2 separate regions of the Mus musculus genome follow, and region 1 is linked to region 2. A link is a loop called in an ENCODE intact Hi-C map of the cell type or tissue named here. Cell type or tissue: heart. All regions are shown on one strand. Each heading gives the region's core, and the rest is flanking DNA. Links, peaks and the distances in the headings are about the cores only.

Region 1 (6,426 bases), core at 1,609-4,108, 60 kb after region 2:
AAAACACTGTGGACATTAGTGATTTGTATTTTCTTGGTACTGTATATATGGGTTTTTGGCAGTAAATGTTTTGAAAGTTCAAGAATTTTATACACAGAGCATTTTAGAAGATTGATTAACACATCTTCATTACTTAACTAGAAACTAAATCATCCTTCCAGTGGCAATGAATCCTATCCTATATTTCACATTAACATTTATTTTAAGTGTGAAATTAATAATAGGAAATTTAGGCAGTGCATTTTTAGCCTGGGTGAATATCATGGGTGGACTGGGTCAGAAAAAGAAAGATGTCGTCAGTGTTTTAGATCTTCCCTGCTCTGGCTCTCTCCGGAATCTCTGTGATCTGGACACTAATTGCAAGTTTATTGGTATTAGCCACCTACCCAGCTCTAATAACTAGAAAAAGTAAAAGAATTATGAAAAAATATTGAACAGTGACCAATCATTGCAGCATCTGGCTTGCTACATGACTCAGCATCTTCTATTTTCTCAAGATAGCTACACTAAAAACACTCTTTTTCTTGACCAGAAGTTGAAACCTTAAAAAGCTAGTTTAATTGACATTGCTGCCATATTTGCTCATCATTTTCTTAAACATGTTAGTCATAAGCAGATATATTGATGTCTGGATTGATGGATATGGGCAAATATGTCCTATAGTGCTATATCAAGAAACTCTACCCAATTTTCTAGGCTGGTTTGACACATCAACACTATGTTCATAACCACACCATTCACTGTGTTTCTGATAATGTTTACTTTGCTCATCTTTTCCTTTAGGAAACATCTGAAGAACACCCAGCACAATGTCAAAGGCTCCAGAGAAGTCAAAACTGCAGCCCACATAAAGACTCTGCAAATGGCGGTCACCTCATGTTACTACATATGGCTTTTGTCACTTCTGTGTGTATTCCACAATTTTGGAATTTTGGTTTCTTTTAAAAACACAGGAATATTATAGGAATGCCTTTTCATTTTAATTCCAGATGTAGGGATATGGGGCTTCTTCAGTCTGACTATAGCAGCAGACTATGATATGCCTCATACTCTAACCAAGGCATGGTTTTTGTCAGCTGCAGATAGTTTCTGCAATTGTGTGAAATTTCGAATTCTAGAAAATTTTCAGAGGGTATATAAATGTTAGGGACCTGAGAGACATTGTTGCTGGTTGCTGATCATTTAGAGGGGTTGGTTGTGGTTTGTTAGTAGTTGTGCTCAAAGAAGAAACAAAATGGAAAAATAGATTCAGTGATGTCTCTGTCTCTCTGTGTCTCTCTGTCTCTCTCCCTCTCTGTCTCCCTCTCCTCTTGACTTCTTTCTGTCTTACTGAGGATAAAGGGTATAAAAAAAGAGGAACCCACAAAGTAGCTAAGATCAGCTTTATCTGTAACTATATTGGAATGTTGACGTTAAACAGAAAAGTCCCATAATTTTGTTGTGACAAGCATTGGGAATTGCTTTTCCCTCAGCTCACTGATATGTCCTCATTCTAGAAAACAGGCAATCCTTGTTTTCTGTGCTATGGTATATGAGATGCAGGATCAAAAATAGAAAATTATATGCTCCCTCGAGAATACCAGAGATCAGTTTTCATATTCTAGTGAAAAAAAATCAGTTCTTAGTTGGCGCATGTTAGAGATGACCAGGGATGGAGATGGATCATCTTTCTGGCAGAGTTTGTTAGAGATGCAAACAGTATAGAGGTATCCCATAAGGTGGAAGATAACACAAAGCAATTCCAAAATGTGGATACCATACCTCTCAGAAGAATGTGGGTACCCATCCCAAGAGAGTAGGGAATGAGAAAAGTATAGTACTATGCATGTATGGACCTGAGATTGTCTGACATCATCTAACTAGACTTAGGGAAACTATGCTTTCTTGAGATTCTGGCTAAGTGGGTAGGACAGAATGACATTCCTGAATGAAGGAATTGCCTAAGAATATTTGGCCCATTAGTATGTGATGTAACAATGCTTACTTGTGTGGCCTGAAGCTTTTCTAGGGTTTGCTATCTGGAAGGAACTATTCCCAGGAGATGGAGAGAGCTGTGCAGAGAGAGTGGAAGCCTGTAGGCAGTAGTCCTACATCTGGTATTAAGCAGCATGTGAAGGGAACAGAAGCTGTAGTGGTGTGGCATCTAAATTTGTACTTTCAAAATTATTCAGGTGTGTGTAACATTATGGACTTAAAAGATTCTGTGTGATTTAAGCACTATTCAAATACATTATAGCTCTGCTGACAAAATACAAACCTATTTGTATACAAAGATATAAATGTGAACCAGTTAAGTGTAAGAACTGGAATCAATATTTCTATCATTTATTAATCTTTAAAAATTTTAAAAATGATTAACAAATAGCAGGACACACACACACACACACACACACACACACACACACACACACACACTCGTGTGGGGGATTGCAGGCTGGTCTCCAGTTGAGCTGAGGTCTGAACCCCGATGGTCATAATTCACCTTCATGACAGTAGGCTTTCCCTCATGCTCCTGGAACTCTGACCCCTGCCTAAGCTACCACCTCCCACAGCCCCCACAAGATAAGCATGGTCAGTAGTCACATAGACAATGGCCCAAGCTTCTGATGTTCAGGCTAAACTCCTCCCCAGTTACCTAGCAACAGTGAAGACCATAAAAAGGGCTGTTTAGCCCCCACCTCATTCTCTTACTCTTATGTTCTCTCTTTTCTCCCCTATTTGTCTTCTCTTCTCTTTCCTTTTTCTTTGTCTTCTCCCCATCTCTCTTCTCTCCTCCTCTCCTCTCTTCTCTCCCTCTTTCTCTCTTTCTCTCTCCTATAACTCCAGAGCAACAGGGTGTCACCTCGAGGTCCCCAGTGGGGGACTGCCCCTTATCCACCCCCCACCCCGCAGTGTGGGGTGAGAGACTTAGATGCCCACCTGGGGCCAAGTGGAAAGTGATGGATGCCATGACTCACAGTAAGACTGAAATCACCTAACTCAATTTATTTAATGTACAATGCCTCTCTTGTAGATATCTAGAGATTTCTGGGTAATTCTAGATCCTGTCAAGATGACAGTCAATATCATACTTCACAGAAAATATTTGTTTACTAATCTATGAAAAGTGTTTTGTTCCTAAAGCTCACTCTCTTGTGTCTTGCAGATAAAAAGTGTACTATCTGCAAACAATTCCTTATGAAGGATATTTAGCTAAATAATACTCTTAGTCCATTTTATTTTATGTTATGAATTGGCTTAAATATGCAAAATGATAAGTAATTATGAAAAGTTACTGAAAGAGGGGAAACCTGGAGAGGATAGTGATCTGCCCGGCGGGCGCGGGAGCGCTTTGCTTGAGCATCAGCAGCAGACATCTTGGTTCCAGGACCCCGCCGAGTGTGTCCTGCACAGGCAGCTGGCCACTGTTCCGGCCAGAGGATAGGGATCTGCCCAGCGGGTGCGGGAGCGCTTTGCCTGAGCATCAGCAGACATCTTGGTTCTGGGACCCTGCCAAGTGTATCCTGCACAGGTGAGAGTATGAAATACAAAAGCTAAAAGCTTCTGGGACAGGCGGGAACCACAGAGCTTCTAAGGCAGCCCCCTTTTCGGGCCCCAGGCAGCACTTTGCCTGAGCATCAGCAGCAGACATCTTGGTTCCGGGACCCCGCCGAGTGTATCCTGCACAGCTCCAGAGAATACCAGATGGCAAAAGGCAAATGTAAGAATCCTACTAACAGGAAAAAAGGCCACTCACCATCATCAGAACGCAGCACTCCCACCCCACATAGTCCTGGGCACCCCAACACAACCGAAAACCTAGACCCAGATTTAAAAGCATATCTCATGATGATGGTAGAGGACATCAGGAAGGACTTTAATAACTCACTTAAAGAAATACAGGAGAACACTGCTAAAGAGTTACAAGTCCTTAAAGAAAAACAGGAAAGCACAACCAAACAGGTAGAAGTCCTTAAAGAAAAACAAGAAAACACATCCAAACAGGTGATGGAAATGAACAAAACCTTACTAGATATAAAAAAGGAAGTAGACACAATAAAGAAAACCCAAAGTGAGGCAACGCTGGAGATAGAAACCCTAGGAAAGAAATCTGGAACCAAAGACGCGAGCATCAGCAACAGAATACAAGAGATAGAAGAGAGAATCTCAGGTGCAGAAGATTCCATAGAGAACATCGGCACAACAATCAAAGAAAATACAACATGCAGAAGGATCCTAACTCAAATCCTCCAGGAAATACAGGACACAATGAGAAGACCAAATCTACAGATAATAGGAGTTGATGAGAATGAAGAATTTCAACTCAAAGGGCCAGCAAATATCTTCAAAAAATTATAGAAGAAAACTTCCCAAATCTAAAGAAAGAAATGCCCATGAAACATACAGGAAGCCTACAGAACTCCAAATAGACTGGACTAGAAAAGAAATTCCTCCCGACACATAATAATCAGAACAACAAATGCACTAAAGAAAGATAGAATATTAAAAGCAGTAAGGGAGAAAGGTCAAGTAACATATAAAGGCAGGCCTATCAGAATTACACCAGACTTTTCACCAGAGACTATGAAAGCCAGAAGAGCCTAGACAGATGTTATACAGACACTAAAAGAACACAAATGCCAGCCCAGGCTACTATACCCGGCCAAACTCTCAATTACCATAGATGGAGAAACCAAAGTATTCCACGACAAAACCAAATTCACACATTACCTTTCCATGAATCCAGCCCTTCAAAGGATAATAACAGAAAAAAACCAATACATGGACGGAAATCACGCCCTAGAAAAGGCAAGAAAGTAATCCCTCAACAAAGTCAACCAAGTAGAAACAAGAACTATTCAAACAATTAACCAAACAAGGAGTTGTTTCTTTGAGAAAATCAACAAGATAGATAAACCCTTAGATAGACTCACTAGAGGGCACAGGGACAACATCCTAGTTAACAAAATCAGAAATGAAAAGGGAGACAGAACAACAGATTCTGAAGAAATCCAAAACACCATCAGATCCTTCTACAAAAGGCTATACTGAACAAAACTGGAAAACCTGGACGAAATGGACAAATTTCTAGACAGATACCAGGTACCAAAGTTAAATCAGAATCAAATTAATGATCTAAACAGTCCCATATCCCCTAAACAAATAGAAGCAGTCATTAATAGTCTCCCAGCCAAAAAAAAAAAAAAAAAAAAAAAGCCCAGGACCAGATGGGTTTAGTCCAGAGTTCTACCAGACCTTCAAAGAAGATCTAATTCCAATTCTGCACAAACTATTCCACAAATAGAAGTAGAAGGAACTCTACCCAACTCATTCTATGAAGCCACAATTACTCTGATACCTAAACCACAGAAAGATCCAACAAAGATAGAGAACTTCAGACCAATTTCCCTTATGAATATAGATGCAAAAATCCTCAATAAAATTCTCGCTAACCGAATCCAAGAACACATTAAAGCAATCATCCATCCTGACCAAGTAGGATTCATTCCAGGGATGCAGGGATGGTTTAATATATGGAAATACATCAATGTAATCCATTATATAAACAAACTCAAAGACAAAAACCACACGATCATCTCGTTAGATGCAGAAAAAACATTCGACAAGATCCAACACCCATTCATGATAAAAGTCTTGGAAAGATCAGGAATTCAAGGCCCATACCTAACCATGATAAAAGCAATCTACAGCAAACCAGTAGCCAACATCAAAGTAAATGGTGAGAAGCTGGAAGCAATCCCACTAAAATCAGGTACTAGACAAGGCTGTCCACTCTCTCCCTACCTATTCAACATTGTACTTGAAGTCCTAGCCAGAGCAATTTGACAACAAAAGGAGATCAAGGGGATACAAATTGGAAAAGAGTAAGTCAAAATATCACTTTTTGCAGATGATATGATAGTATATATAAGTGACCCTAAAAATTCCACCAGAGAACTCCTAAAACTGATAAACTGCTTCGTTGAGGTAGCAGGATATAAAATTAATTCAAACAAGTCAATGGCCTTTCTCTACACAAAGAATAAACAGGCTGAGAAAGAAATTAGGGAAACAACACCCTTCTCAATAGTCACAAATAATTTAAAATATCTTGGTGTGACTCTAACTAAGGAAGTGAAAGATCTGTATGATAAGAACTTCAAGTCTCTGAAGAAAGAAATTAAAGAAGAACTCAGAAGATGGAAAGATCTCCCATGCTCATGGATTGGCATGATCAACATTGTAAAAATGGCTATCTTTCCAAAAGCAATCTACAGATTCAATGCAAAACCCATCAAAATTCCAACTCAATTCTTCAAAGAATTAGAAAGAGCAATCTGCAAATTAATCTGGAATAACAAAGAACCTAGGGTAGCAAAAACTCTTCTCAAGGATAAAAGAACCTCTGGTGGAATCACCATGCCTGACCTAAAGTTTTACTACAGA
Region 2 (6,426 bases), core at 2,229-4,728:
GATTGGAAAAAAAGACAGTACTTTTAACAAGTAGTGCTCGTTCAACTGGTGGTCAGCATGTTGAAAACTGCAAATGTACCCATTCCTATCTCCTTGTATAAAGCTCAAGTCCAAGTGGATCAAGAACCTCCACATAAAACCATTGAAACTTATAGAGGAGAATGTGGGGAGAATCCTTGAACATGTGGACACAGAGGAGAATTTCCTGAATAGAACACCAATGGCTAATGCTCTAAGATCAAGAATCAACAAATGAGACCTCATAAAATTGTAAAGTTTCTGTAAGGCAAAGGACACTGTCAATAGGACAAAACAGATTGGGGAAAGATCTTTACCAATCTCACACCCAATAAAGGGCTAATATTCAATATATACAAAGAACTCAAGAAATTAGACTCCTGAGAATCAAATAACACTATTAAAAATGGGTAAAGACCTAAGCAAAGAATTTTCAACTGAGGAATATTGAATGGTTGAGAAACCCCTAAAGAAATGTTCAAAATCCTTAGATATCAGGGAAATGCAAGTCAAGACAACCCTGAGATTCTACCTCACCACCGTCAGAATGGCTAAAATAAAGATCTCAGGTGACAGCAGACTGGCAAGGATATAGAAGTAACTCTTAAAGGTAGAAGTACTTACTTGGTCATTCTGTTCAAGTTTGGATTTCTGATTAATTTTTGCCTGACGTTCAATGCCAATATAGCCACATACCTCTCACCCACAACTCAGTTGATATTAGATTTTATACCTGATGGGGGTTGCCATCTGTTAGTTAAGTTTAGGCTTTCCCATCATTCTCACAAGTTCCCAATAATAATTACATTTAATAACTGAATATGAAATTAAATGTTTTTGATTATATGCTTTGCAGTTTGGACAACATTCGGTAAGAACATTAAATCGTTTTTTCTTTCCCTAACCTGGTTTTCAGATTGATGACTCTGAGATCAATTAGTTATTATTAATTTCCTAGGCTATAAGTTTTGCTCATTCCTTAACTAGTTCATAACTTATATAAACCATTTAAGTTATTCTATTTGTACCATATAGTTAGTTAACTCTTTTCAGTCCCTGCTTGCTTATTTCTTCATGCCCCTCAGTCTGTCTCCCTGAATTCATCTACCTGGTGGTTTTCGTTTAGATGCCGTTCAATCTGTCTTCTGTTTCATCTCATTGCATCTCTCTTTTATCTCTTAGTATTTCCCAGAATCTTCTCTGTCATTGACCCGTCCCCTATTTCTTTCCTCAACTGATTGGCCATTGGCATTTTTAAAAGAAGGTACTTATAAGAGATTTTATCTACATAGAGGATTGTTTTAAATTATCCATATTTATGGAGTACAGGTTACAAAATGAAACCTAATGATTCTTTTGGTATGTGTATGTATTCTTTGAGGAAGTCCTCACAACTAACAGCTGCTGAAAACTGGAAAATAAGTTTTGTTGAGCAAAAATGTGGCTTGCATTCTGGCAGATCCCACCAGGCCAGAATAGCTCCATGTGAAGAAGTTTATTGGGGGGAAGCAGGGAAGGGAATAGGACAAAGAGAGCAAAAGATGAGGAGGAGGAGGAGAAGGAGGAGGAAGCGGAGGAGGAAGAGGAGGAAGAGGGAGAGGAAGAGGGAGAGGCAAAGGAGGAAAGGGGTTGCTGGTCTCTGCCTTTTATTTGGGCAATGTTAATCACAGCAGATGTTTACTCACCCTGCTCTACAGTGAAATTCTTATAATTTCATTGACTAATTTTACTTTAACAGCTGTTAAGATATTAATTAAAGCAAAAAGTTATTGGCTTTGTATTCTGTATGAGTAAGGGATCACAGATTAGAATCAAATAAATTCTGAGTAAATTTAAACATGGATAAGGGTATCACAATCAGATTTTCAATTTCATACTGCAAAGGCATGTGACAAATGTGTTTAAAGTCACAGTGAGAGGACAAATTACAAACATGCTCAACTCCAAAAACTTTAGGAATACTTCATGGTTTTTGCAAATACGTCATAGCTATAAATATATCATTGACAGAGACAGGTATTTAGTCATATACCAGTAAATCTGGCCCAAGGAAGACAGGAAGCAGAAGGATCAGGCATTCAAAGCCCAGCTGGAATGCACAGTGATAGATTAGTTTTTTATTGGATCAGGGACTTGAGGGACTAACTGAGTTCCCAAAGGCCCTCAGTTAGGGACTCAGTCCCTAGCATGTCATATACAAACCATAGGCCCAAACAACAAAGTATCATGTTATAATATCTAATTTGTAATATTTCTTTGAGAAGACAATGTGCTAGGGAAATTCTTTTTGATAAGACCTAGAAGCCATCATAAAATTTGCATCATCCTGGTTTTCTTGAAAGAACAATTTTCAGCTTTATTAATTTAATGGGTCCCAAAAGCAGCATAGTCATAACAAAATTATTTTTAAGTTTTATTTATTTATTTATTTTTATTTTTTAACTTACTGTTTTTTTTTTACACTCCATATTTTATTCCCCCCATCCACTCTCCAACTGTTCCACCACCCATACCTCCTCCCCACCCCCTTGTCTCCACGTGGATGTCCCCCACTCAACCCCACCTGACCTCTAAATTTTCTGGGACCTCCAGTCTCTTTAGGTTAGGTGCATCACCTCTGAATGAACACAGGCATAGACACCCTCTACTGTATGTGTGTTGTGGCCTCTTTTCAGGTGGTGTATGCTGCCTGTTTGGTGGTCCAGTGTTTGAGAGTTCTTGGCGATCCAGATTAATTGAGACTGCTGCTCCTCCTACAGGGTCACCATTCTCCTCAACTTCTTTCCACCTTCCCTAAATCAACAACAGGAGTCAGCTGCATCTGACCAGTTTAGCTGTTTGTTGGGTCTCTTGGGAGGCATTTATGATAGGTCTCTCTTTGTGAGTCCTCCATAGCCTCAGGCATAGTTTCAGGTCTTCCGACCTCCACTTCAGCTGGATCCCACTTCCGGCCTGTCACTGGACCTTCTTTTACTCAGGCTCCTCTCCATTTCCATCCCAGTAATTCCTTCAGACAGGAACAATTATGGGTCACAGTTGTTAATAGGCTTAGGCTTCAAAGCATTTAGGACTTTAGTAGGTCTCTTCAGTTTGAACCCTCTATTCATCTATTACCTCTCAACATTAAATCTGAGTCCCATGCTTAAGGTTTTCTTTTTCTCAACCAGGAAATGTTATGACTTAAGTAAAAGGACACCATTGTTGCTTGTAGTCATCATTGGCAGTACCTTCTTCTGGATCCGTGTCAGTTTTTACCTGAATTTCATCAGGCATGCTTAACTTGAAAAAAATATTGCATCACTCTAAGCAAAATAATTGCCAATTAATAAATCTAGAATCTGAGGAAAAACTTGTAAAACAAATTACTGATTCCTATCCTGTGCTGATTTTTTCCCTGTAAATGAGTTAAAAATAGACTTTCTTAGTAATATTGTTCCTAAGATTGAATCTTCAACAAAAAAAAAATGAGCACAGGATGGAACTAGGCCTCCTGCACATGTGTAACAACTGTGCAGCTTGGTCTTTATCTAGGGACCCCAAGAACTGGAGCAGGACTGTCCCTGAGTCTTTTGTCTGCCTTCCCGGAATTCCTCTTTAGTAATTGGGCTGCCTTGCCTGGACCTAGTTGTAGGGTATGCACATAGTACTGCACTCACTTTATGTGCTGGGAGTAGAGAAAGTTTACTTCATGTAGTGTTTAGGAGGGAGGGATGGGGGGAGGGATCTGCATAAGAGAGCACTGGGAGGAAAGGGTAAACTGATATGTGTATGAAAATTGAATACATGTATTAATGAAAATTCAGGTTGACTATGGAAGTCATTGTTGCAAATATTAATTTGGATTATGGTTGGGAAGAAGCCAGAGTAACTTAGAAGATTAATAGATCAATACTCCTGATGTATTGAAGTGAAGCCTTAAAATAACTCTTTGTTTGTGTGTGTGGTTTTTCGAGACAGGGTTTTTCTGTGTAACCGTGGCTGTCCTGGAAATCACTCTGTAGACCAGGCTGCCTCGAACTTAGAAAACTGCCTGCCTCTGCCTCCAAAGTGCTGGCATTAAAGGAGTGCGCCACCACAGCCCTGCATTTAAAATAATCCTTGGTCTTTCAGTCTGGTTATTGGGAACTAGTTTGGGTAAGAAAACATAGCTGCTGTATTAATTCAGTGTATACACTTATACTTAATTCATTTTACAAACAAATTTAGTTGAATTTATAGCTTTTTCAATGCAGTTTCTGTCTCTTAGTACTGGGAATGGACAGAGTCCTGTGCATGACTTCTGAATATAATAACATGTTATGTTTATTATGATTATCACTTTGCCACAGTGAATAACATTGGAACTTACCCTTTCTCTCTATTTTTATGCTTACTCTCCAGCCTTTCTCTATCTTGTCTAACACTACCCTTCTTAACACTGAGTTCCCTTTTCTGTCTGTTGTCTTCTGCATATCAACTCTACTTAGCATTCCCAAATGAGTAAAGAACATGTGGTGTTTGTCTTTCTATGTCTTGTTTACTTCATTTAATAGTATTTTTCTAGTTCCATCAACATTACTAAAAATGTGTAGTTATGAGCTATTTTTTAATCAATTTTATGTGTTAATACTCTTCAATTGAGCTTCAATATGTTTTGTTCTTCCTTTAAATATTAATGGACATCTCAATTGATGTTACATGAAATTAACATAGAATTATGGATATAACTGATATTCTGAAGTAATTTCATTTGTTCCATTTCCAATAATAGGGCCTTAATATTACAAGTTAATTTATTTTTACTTTATAAAAAATGAAAATAAATTGATTACTAATATACAATCATTAAATGTGAACAGAGTCCTTATCTTACCATATTTTATTTTCATTAAATTTCACATTTCCAATTTTCTCATGGTTATTGATATTATGAGTTCCTTATATACCTAAAATTGTCTTTTCAGAAGTAACAATTATCACAATTATAAGTCAGTGGTGGTTCTTGCCTTAATCCCAGGACTTGGGAGACAGGCAGCTTTCTGAGTTCGAGGCCAGCATGGTCTAAGGAATGAGTTCCAGACCAGTCAGGGCCATAGAGAGAAACCCTGTCACAAAAAAAAAAATCCAGGAATATCAAAAACAAACAAAAATAAAACAAAAACCAACCAAACAAACAAAACCAATTATAAGATAATGAGTTGCACTTTATCTACAGCGAAGCAAGCTTTCATGCCTTTTGCTGCCATCATGATATGTTATATTATTTGCACTAGCATGGAATTAGTATAGATACAATTATACTTGAAATTTATGTTTCATTTTTAGATATAATTGTCTTTACTACTGCTTACATCATGAGAATGCTCATCCATCTCAATATGAACAAAAATTCTTTGAAGTCAAATAAACTTCACTTAGATTCACACTAAGTTTATTTTCTCATTTAATGCTCTTCTTTTCTTCCTACCCATCACTTCTGTGTTTCAGTAAAACAAAAGCATGCTAGAGTTAGAAAAATGAAAGTGTCTGCATTCTGTCTTCTCTAGAGAATTTCCCTTTCCCAAGACACAATTGCACATGTGTGGAATGTGTGGCAAAAATGGAGAAGTGCCCAATTGTGTACATGTCCTCTTTTCAGAATACAGCGATAATTAAGACAGGGAGATAAGCAAAGGCCTAATTGAACTTCAATGGCCCCATCTCCTGAATCAAACCAAATTAGTGAGGATGCCTTCCTGTGAGAGTCTCTACTACTGGGACAAGTAGAGTAGACTTTCCCACACAGAGCTAGCAAGCATTAATATGCACAAGTCAGGTGGGTTTAGGATTTCTTTTAATGATAACACCTTACATATCACAGACATCATACAGACCTAACTTTCCACCACCATCATCCTCCACTTAAGTGATGCACATTATGCAACTTTCAACAAGTTTTTGAATGATGAGGCAGTTACTCAGTGGATTAATTTATGTCTCCAAAAAAAAAAAAAAAAAAAAAAAAAAAAAAAAAAAAAAGGTCCAACAGATCCTAGGTCCAATAGTAACTATCAAAGTAACAGAACATGGCCAGTCTGGTATCTCAAAAAAAGATATTTGGTACCATGGTACCTTATTACTGCTTTAAAAAACTCAGAACAGTTGCTGAGGTAGGAGCTTTTCTCTCAAGGGTATTGATGCTCTTGTAGAAGACCCAGGATTTTTGGTATAAACAGGAGCTACATGTATGCTTTCTGTATATATAAAAAGAACTGGCATGTAAAATTAAAATATGTATTTAAAAATTAAAGGTAAGAATCAAAAAATGACAGAGGAGGTGACCCTCATACCTGAAATAAAAGATCAAAAATGATTTACTGCAAAATAAATGAGGAAAAAATTAGTTGTGAGAAAAAAATAGACAAAAGATCTACAGAGAATAGGGAATAT

Evidence for each region. Peaks named below come from ENCODE experiments on the same cell type or tissue, not always from the same donor. Only the 100,000 strongest peaks of a DNase experiment are listed, where the experiment ranks them.
Region 1: a loop joins it to region 2, with 8 times the contacts of the local background. A loop is called at or near these places in 2 of 42 quality-filtered maps.

What each region holds. Positions count from the first base shown.
Region 1 is chr6:133,081,629-133,088,054 of GRCm38, reverse strand. It overlaps Gm35765 (a long non-coding RNA gene), which reads left to right and starts at 2,771. Exons shown (of 4, transcript XR_378062.2): 1 at 2,771-2,958. It also overlaps the pseudogene Gm18691. In heart, for the core only: no CTCF peak of the experiment used is centred there; no DNase peak of the experiment used is centred there.
Region 2 is chr6:133,141,831-133,148,256 of GRCm38, reverse strand. No RefSeq gene overlaps it. Among named protein-coding and RNA genes, the nearest start is that of Smim10l1, 40 kb to the right of the region's middle. In heart, for the core only: no CTCF peak of the experiment used is centred there; no DNase peak of the experiment used is centred there.